Regions from separate parts of the Homo sapiens genome. Here region 1 is linked to region 2. Evidence: chromatin contacts called from ENCODE Hi-C or POLR2A ChIA-PET data. All regions are on one chromosome and are shown on one strand. Each heading gives the region's core, a stretch centred on a gene start or an enhancer-like site at or near the end of the contact. The rest is flanking DNA. Distances are from core to core; before and after follow the strand shown.

Region 1 (4,125 bases), core at 1,361-3,860, 110 kb after region 2:
TAAGATACTGCAATTATATTTCAAGAAGCTGTTAAAATATTTTCCTGATAATTTAATAGATAAATTGATGCCCCATTAATTACCATCATGAAAAAAATTATTAAACTAAAACATTCATCTCTAGTTTTTAAAAATGTTGGTTAGTGTTCCACATACATGGGAATAAATGATACATCTTATTAGCTGAGTGTGGAATCAGTATGGCTCTGAACAGTCCAAATGACGATAAGTAAACATACACATTAATCCATTTATTTGACAGATACTTATTTTGTCTTTAATGTCTGTTCTGAGTTAGGAGTTACAAATGCAGAAATGAGCCACTGCTCCTCTCCTCAAGTTGAATTCTATTGAGGAATCAATAAACCTACATTTCTGCTCTGGTATCTATAAAGTTATGGTGGAAATGTGGTGTTACAAGTGTGCTTTTTGGGGGAACATTTCTGCCAAGAGGTGAGCAAGCACCAGAACAATTTTCTGGACCAAAAGGATGTAGTGGAGGTGGTGAACTTAGAAGGGAAAATGAGAAATGAGTTTAGTTAGAAACAATTGTGATGCTTGAAGATGATAATAAGATATTTTAGAATAGTTCCAGTTTATGCTGGAAGTTGGGGTTTGGAAGTTAGAACCTAGTGGTACTAGAGAAAGCCAAATGTATAGAAAATGTGTTCTCAGCAAAAATGTTTAAAAAGCAGCCTAAAGCAGGTATTAAAATAATTAATAAGGCAGCCATTATAGACTGAGGCAGCTCCGGTGCCCTGGGTTCCTACCTAAGCAAACAAACCCCATTCACAGTAAATGGTCATATGCTAGGAAATGAAACTTAAGCTCAACCAATCAGAAACTGCCAAGTAACCTCTAACTAGAGACTTTAAGGCTACTGTTCCACTTTAACCAATCAAATATTTTCTATGTCTTGCTTCCTCGAACACCTTATAAAAGTTTTTCCCTTATGGCCCTTTGGTGGAGCCCAAACCACTGCATTCTGGTACTGTTCCATTTATGAATCACTGTCTGTTCAAATAAACTCTCTAAAATTTTAATGTACCTAGATGTATCTTGCAACACAGTTTAAAGCCAGTCTTTTGTTACAAGCATAGGAAAGAGAGCAAGCAAAGGGACTAAGGAAGGTCAGTCAAAGAATTGAGAAATAAATTGGCAGAAAAAAATGGAGAGAAGACATACACATCACAATAAGAAAATAGTGAAATTCATTAAACCCCCATTATTTGAAGATTGGCTGTGGAAAGAGTATTCTAAAGATATTGTTAAAGGGAAAATGACCTGCAAATACCTTGTTCTGATCAAAATCTGCAGCCAATCTACATATTTCACTAAAAGAAATCAGCAAGTTATTGACAAGGAGCCCCCAAATTATCACTTAAACCTTAATTGAAAAGCCATGCAAGGCAAAAATTCATTATTCCATATGTTCATTAGAATAATTTTATATTTTCTGGTTTTATCATCTGATTGCAAATTTAGCCACTATTCATTTATGATGAAGTATTTAAAACCTTTAACATTAGAAACATTTTCCAATTAATTTCATTTTTCTGTGCCTAAACATTTCCAAGTGCTGATGAATGACTGAGATGAACTTGGCTAAAAAAGCCTGCTGAATTTTACTGGTTCCTTACCGGGTAGAAAAGCCAGATGATGCTTATAAAACAAGAATTAGAGGAGAATGGAAAAGTCAAATGCCAACAAAGTTTGAGGGAGCCTCAAAAGTGAGTGCTAAGAAAGTTGAACAAAGATAGTGGCAATACTAAAACAAAAGCTAATAGCTTCAGTATATTCAAAATCCTGAACTGAGAAAAGTAATATAGAACTTAAATTTTAAATCAAAATTAAATTGAGGTAATTTGTATCTTTAATATTGAAGGGCAGAATATATATTATGTGTCCCCCCCAAAAAATGAAACAAAGGAAACTACAGGAAAATTTAAAGATGCCTCGACTTAATTTCTCAATGAGGTTTCTTACATTTTCCCCCAAAATACTCAATATAATTTCCCTTTAGAACTGTTGACAAAAATGGAAGAAAAAATTCTTAAAAAGCTTCTATTCCCATTTATTTAAAATTTAATTGCAAAGTTTTCTTTTTTCCTGTAGATAAACAAATAACTTTGGTGGTTTTTTTTTTACATTGTTAAATAATAACATTTATTTTACCACATTAATAGTCACTGGGTGGTGTTTACATGTTCCTGTTTACGTGTGTCATGGTTTTCACCAAATATGTTAAAAAGTACGACTAGGATGAGTATCCAAACTTTTTATTTCAGAAAATATTTGTTTGGTTTTTAAAATAGTCAGATGTCAGGAATTCTTGCAAAAATTTAAAGAATTAATTTTGCTATTCAAAACAAAAAGCAAAATAGCCTTATGAAAATGAAATGTTTGACATTTTGGACAAAACATCTATTATAAAATGATATTTGGTTAAGATTACAATAAACAATTCTGTATAGTACAGATTAAACTCTCTTTGCCACAAATATGGCTTTAAAATCAAGGTTAAGTTCTTCAAAAACCAATAAAAAGAGAACTTGAGCTTCTGCCAAGCAGGTTTGCTGTTTGTCTTTTCCAAATCTCAGAGCCTTATGAATACCTGCCTGTGTCTCCAAATGGAGGCAAGCCAAACAAGAGGTGAAATATGTTTATGGCTGTGGTTCCATTGTTTCAGGAAACACGAAACACTGGTCTGCTGATGAGGGAGTTTCACATTACTTGCAATTATTGTAATACATTTGTATATGAAAATAACAATTCAAACTATTGTCCTCAGGAAATTCCTCCCCGTTTCTGAGGCTGAGAAAGATATTATCTTTTTAATTTACCTTAGGCATTTCAATATTGTGTTTGATATTCAATGAGTCTTTGAAAACACAAATTTTACCCATCCACCTAACATCAAATGGGCCGCCTCAAGTTTAAACCTGTTTTTATTTGATTTTTAGAATTGCACTTAATATGAAAGCAACAAAATGAAAGCAAACCGAAGTAGATCTGTAACCACTATCATGAAACACTAACACATACGTAATTATTTCAATGTGAGCTTCAGAAAGGCTTACTAATTGACAGTGATACTCATTCACACAACGTGGACTTGCAGATTCTAGTGAATGATGCTTGTTGTAACTTTTCATTATCCTTTGAAATAAGTTCTTTCTATGTCAGTTTCATTATAGCAACAAGAAGGATGGAACATTGTTCTATAATACAATCCTGGCATGACACTGTTTCCCTGTTTTTCAAGAGAAACATGGAGGGGTGGTGCAAGGCTACAGATGACGGGTCGGGGGAGGGGTGGGAGCAAGAGCTGCTCTAAAGGAAGTCTGCACTTTCCTAGATTGTGTGAGAGGTCCAGGCTTTTTGGTCTAAAGAGAGAGCCAAATTATACTTTCAAGACATTTTGAATCAGTTTAATCAAACTTATGGAAGAAGATAGTTCAATGGTGGTTGCCAGGGGCTGGAGAAGAGAAAAACAGAATTGCTGTTCAATGTGTATGAAGTTTCAGTCATGGTAGGTGTATTAGTCCATTGTCACACTGCTGAAGGAAATACCTTAGACTGGGTAATTTATAAAGAAAAGAGGTTTAATTGGCTCACAGTTCTGCAGGCTTTATTGGAAGCATGCCTGGGGAGGCCTCAGGCAACGTTCAATCATGGTGGAAGGCAAAGGGGAAACTGGCTCATCTGATGTGGCCAGAGCAGAAGAGAGCAAGAGCTAAGCGGGCGGTGCTACAGGCTTTTAAACAACCAGATGGCTTGAGAACTATCATGAGAACAGGAAGGGGTAAGTCTGTCCCCAGGATCCAGTCACCTTCCACCAGGCCACTCTTCCAACACTGGGGAATTACAATGTTGTTAACAGTGGAGGGTGCCCAGGTTCTTGGTGTCTTGAACAAAGAATTGGACAAAATGCACAAACAAAGCAAGGAAGGAATGAAGAGATTTACTGAAAAATGAAAGTACACTCCACAGTGTGGGAGTAGGCCTGAGCATAGGGGCTTAAAGTCCCCCTTATGGAATTTTAGGGAGTTTAAGTACCCTCTACTTGGTGTATGCTCTATGTAAATGAAGAGGATGAAATAAAGTTACAAAGTTATTTACTTG
Region 2 (3,750 bases), core at 453-2,952:
TCAGTTCCTTCCTTGCAAATGGTTGAAGGTTGCGCTCAGTTCCTTGTCAAACGGGTCTCTCCAACATGGCAGTTTGCTTTATCAAAATTGGCAAGAGAGTGAGTTTATTAATAAGACAGAAGTCACAATCTTATGTAACATAATCATAAAAGGAATTTGCTATATTTTATTCATTAAAAATAACTCTCTGGGTTCAATTCTCACTCAAGGAAGGAAATACACAAAAGTATAAATAGCAGGAGGTGATAACCAAAGGAGGCCATCTTCAAGTCTGCCTGCCATGTCTGGCACTCAGAGACTTTAAGACAAATTAGTTGTTTAGATATAGATATAAATATAGGTATAGATAAATATAGAATATTACCAGCATGCTCCCTTTCAGTCATAATTTTGCTTCCAAAGGTTAATCAGACATTTCTGAATTCTCTTACTTTACACCTCTGTTTCAATTCTGTTACCTTCACCTCTTTTTGGTCTTCATATGAATGGAATCATAGAGTAAGTACTCTTTTGTTTCTAGCTTCTTTTATTCAACATTTTGTCTTTGAGATTCATATATACTGCTTATGATTTTGATTACTATAGAGTATGTACTGTATTAATATATCATGACTTATTAGTATATCCTACTATGTCTTAATCAAAGAATAAATGTCATAATGAATCATCTTGCATTACAAGGTTTTATATCTCAATTTCCTTTGTTAAACCTTCTCCCTACTTCAGTCCTTTTTCACTTTCAGTTCTTCCATATGCTTCTGCCATTCTAGTCTTGACTCAAAGGGAGAGATTTATACAAACTCATTTCCACAAGGTGTTCCTGATTTAATATTAGAAGATATTTAATATCCTCTAATACCACCTTTAGGGATTTTGCCATCTAAAATTACAAAGGAATATCTCTAAAATACAGATCTCTGTATTTTAAGAAAAGGCACCTCCTAGGTGAGAGAGCAATTTGGTGATGAGGTGGGGGTGCTAGCTGATAAAACACATTGAAAACAACATACTCACTTCATTTAATAGAAATATAGGTTAGACTTTCAAAACTTTTATCATTTAGAGTTGCAAAATAATATGTATTATAGAATACAAAATGGAACTTTGAATTGAGATGATAATGTGATATCAGATCTTTAACCAAACACTCCAAGGTAAGGTGCTCATTCTCTCAGTACACCATTGAAATGATATTGAAATAAAACAGCAGAGATGCACACATGCACTCTTGGAAACAAGATGCTGAATGTGAACCATAGAGACAGCTAAAGAGGAAACACAAATGAACTACAGATTCAAGAGAGTAATTTGAAACTTTTTTTGAAAATTTTAAGCCCTTTATTAAATTCCTTCAAAGCTTGTTAGTATGTTAAAAGTATCACAGGTACTTCAAAATTATTTCTCCAAAAAATGCTGAACGTGTGTTCTAAGTTCTCCCACTTAGAATCCATAATTCTGAATAAGCCTGTTGTAACCAAATTTAGCATTTCTCATTCATGCTTGGGGAGCCATATCCACTTTTATCTTAAAACATCTATGTATATGTGCACGGATTTTCTAAAAAACAAACTGAATATTCAGTTATAGGTGTGGTAATTTTCCTTTTTATGCATTTGGAATTTCCCATGTGTTGAAATCCTTGCTTTACTTTTAGTTTTGGACAGCAGTCATATCTTCCAAATAATCTCAATCAACACGATGTGCTGAGGAGGAGAGGAGGGCACTCCCCTAAAGTTATGTGCCACGAGGAAATTTCAACACTTTCACAATCTAGCTTATTTTAAATAAACAAAAAATGGAAGTGGTTCATGCATAATAAATCCCTGCTGGGCTGTACTGTGTTTTCATGACTAATTTCTTTTGCTAACCACAGCTTCTCAGCCTATGACCTTTAAACGGCAGGCATTCTTTACAAAAACATGGGCTCACTGTCAGGGCTGTGCCTTTTCTTACTCATGAACTCCCTAGTGACTTGTTAACTGTCCAAACATAGATGTCTTCAAACAACTTATGGAAAATGCACTTGTAGGACTTTTTTGGTGCCATGAAGGGAACCTTCCTATTATAAAGTCAAAAACTAAAATAATAATAAAGAATAAGTTGCTACTCGAAAGACTGATCTGACACATTTTATTTTTCTTCACAGAAACAATTCTGGTAGGGACATTGAAGCATATTATCTAGTCGTCTCTTCATAACTGGGCAGAATGGCAAATCATCTCAGCTGAGATTTCTAGGTGACTTTCTGGAGGATAAGGGGGGAATTTGATGTAGGTGCTAGAATCTCCTACTCCTTCTACCACATACCTATTTTATGACTCCTTAGCAACCATTGACTCCAGGTCTTTTTGTCAGAGACACTTGTTTAACATTTTCTACTTGCTCCGTTTTCTGTTAGTTAGCTCTGCTATTTATTATGGATGTCTTTTAACTGCTTTTGACCTTGTAAGAAAAATCTCTCTGTTTCAGGTGTAATTTACTTACATAAATAATAGTGAAGTTCTCATCAAAACCAGGAATTATCATTGAACTTCTCTCACTGAGTAATTAGCTCAACAACAGAACTAACATTGTTCTCAAGTTTCATGTTAATCTCTTGAAAGTTGTAATTTGATTTTTCTCTTTCAAGAGTCTCTGTTATTCAAGCACAACATCTTCTTTGCCTTCTCAATGGCTGATAATATCCTTAGGAATCTAATGACTGTGCAAGTGTCTTACTTCACGTATTCACCCTTTCTCTTCAGCATTCATAGGTAATATATAGAAGCACCTTTTTCCAGCTTCAGTTTTCTTGGAGGTATTGCACAGTCATCCATCTTCGGAATTTGCCTCTGTAAGTACACTATTTTGTGTTATTTTTCCCTTCTCCATCCATTGCTAACTGGAGCATAGTTGGATAAAGGTATCCAACCCTTTGGATTAATGAATGTGATTTGTTTGCTTCTCTTGGCAGTTTGGAATAAGGATAAAGGGGTAATAACTATATGGCTGCTTGTGCTGAAGCTAAAAGGAAGATCACATATTACTGATCTCATTCGTAGTTCTTTTCCCCCACTGTGCTGCTGTTGTTTGCATGCCTCTTTTTCAGCATGTAAAAACATTTTCAACTTGCATTTTATTTTATTTATTTATCACTCCCTGCAGTAAAAAAACTCTTGAGGGTAGGTGCCATGGCTTATTCACTTTGAATTCTGATCTGTGTCTAGGACGGTGTCTAATAAATAGTATAGTATAGATTAAACAATTTTGCTGCTTTAGTCAGGTTGCATTTATGGCCTCTTTTGCTGAGTTGTTTTATTCCTCCTGAGATGTATTACAGTGACCTCGTAACTTAATCCCATTACATTTATTTATGATCCTGATAACCAAGACCAATTTGAATTTTGAACATGTTTCCTGCCAGCTATTGCTCATAGCTCTGAGACCAAAATTTGTGTGGTGTCTAATTTATCATTGATGAAAACATCAAACACCCCTTATGAAATATTATTATGTACGCCCTGAAGTTGGAGCATTGTTTCACTGATATTTACTTTTTGTTACGTCCCTTAGATAACTGTACACCAACCTTATAGTTTTATAGTTTAAATTCTGTTTACTAGTTTAGGACTAGTATGCAATGTTGAGATAAGATAAAATGTTTTTTACAGTTCAAGTAAAGCAGAAGTAAAAAGGTATCATCTATCATCTGAGGCTACTGTTGGTTTATAGAAGACAAAAGTATAAACATACAGTATATATTGAAAACAA

The links. A loop is a pair of places that touch in the nucleus more often than their neighbours do. ChIA-PET counts read pairs that join two places held with the same protein, here RNA polymerase II (POLR2A).
Region 1: a map of PC-3 shows a loop between it and region 2 (5-fold over the local background). The contact joins two enhancer-like sites. A Hi-C loop is called at or near these places in 1 of 168 maps with a recorded cell type or tissue (PC-3). POLR2A ChIA-PET finds 5 or more read pairs at or near these places in 1 of 52 experiments (BJ).

The regions. Positions count from the first base shown.
Region 1 is chr7:81,408,006-81,412,130 of GRCh38, forward strand. No RefSeq gene overlaps it. Among named protein-coding and RNA genes, the nearest start is that of HGF, 360 kb to the right of the region's middle. Within about 2 kb of position 2,611, at least 3 of the 41 ENCODE cell types and tissues checked have a DNase peak (open chromatin) inside an H3K27ac peak, as active enhancers do.
Region 2 is chr7:81,297,614-81,301,363 of GRCh38, forward strand. No RefSeq gene overlaps it. Among named protein-coding and RNA genes, the nearest start is that of SEMA3C, 380 kb to the left of the region's middle. Within about 2 kb of position 1,703, at least 3 of the 41 ENCODE cell types and tissues checked have a DNase peak (open chromatin) inside an H3K27ac peak, as active enhancers do.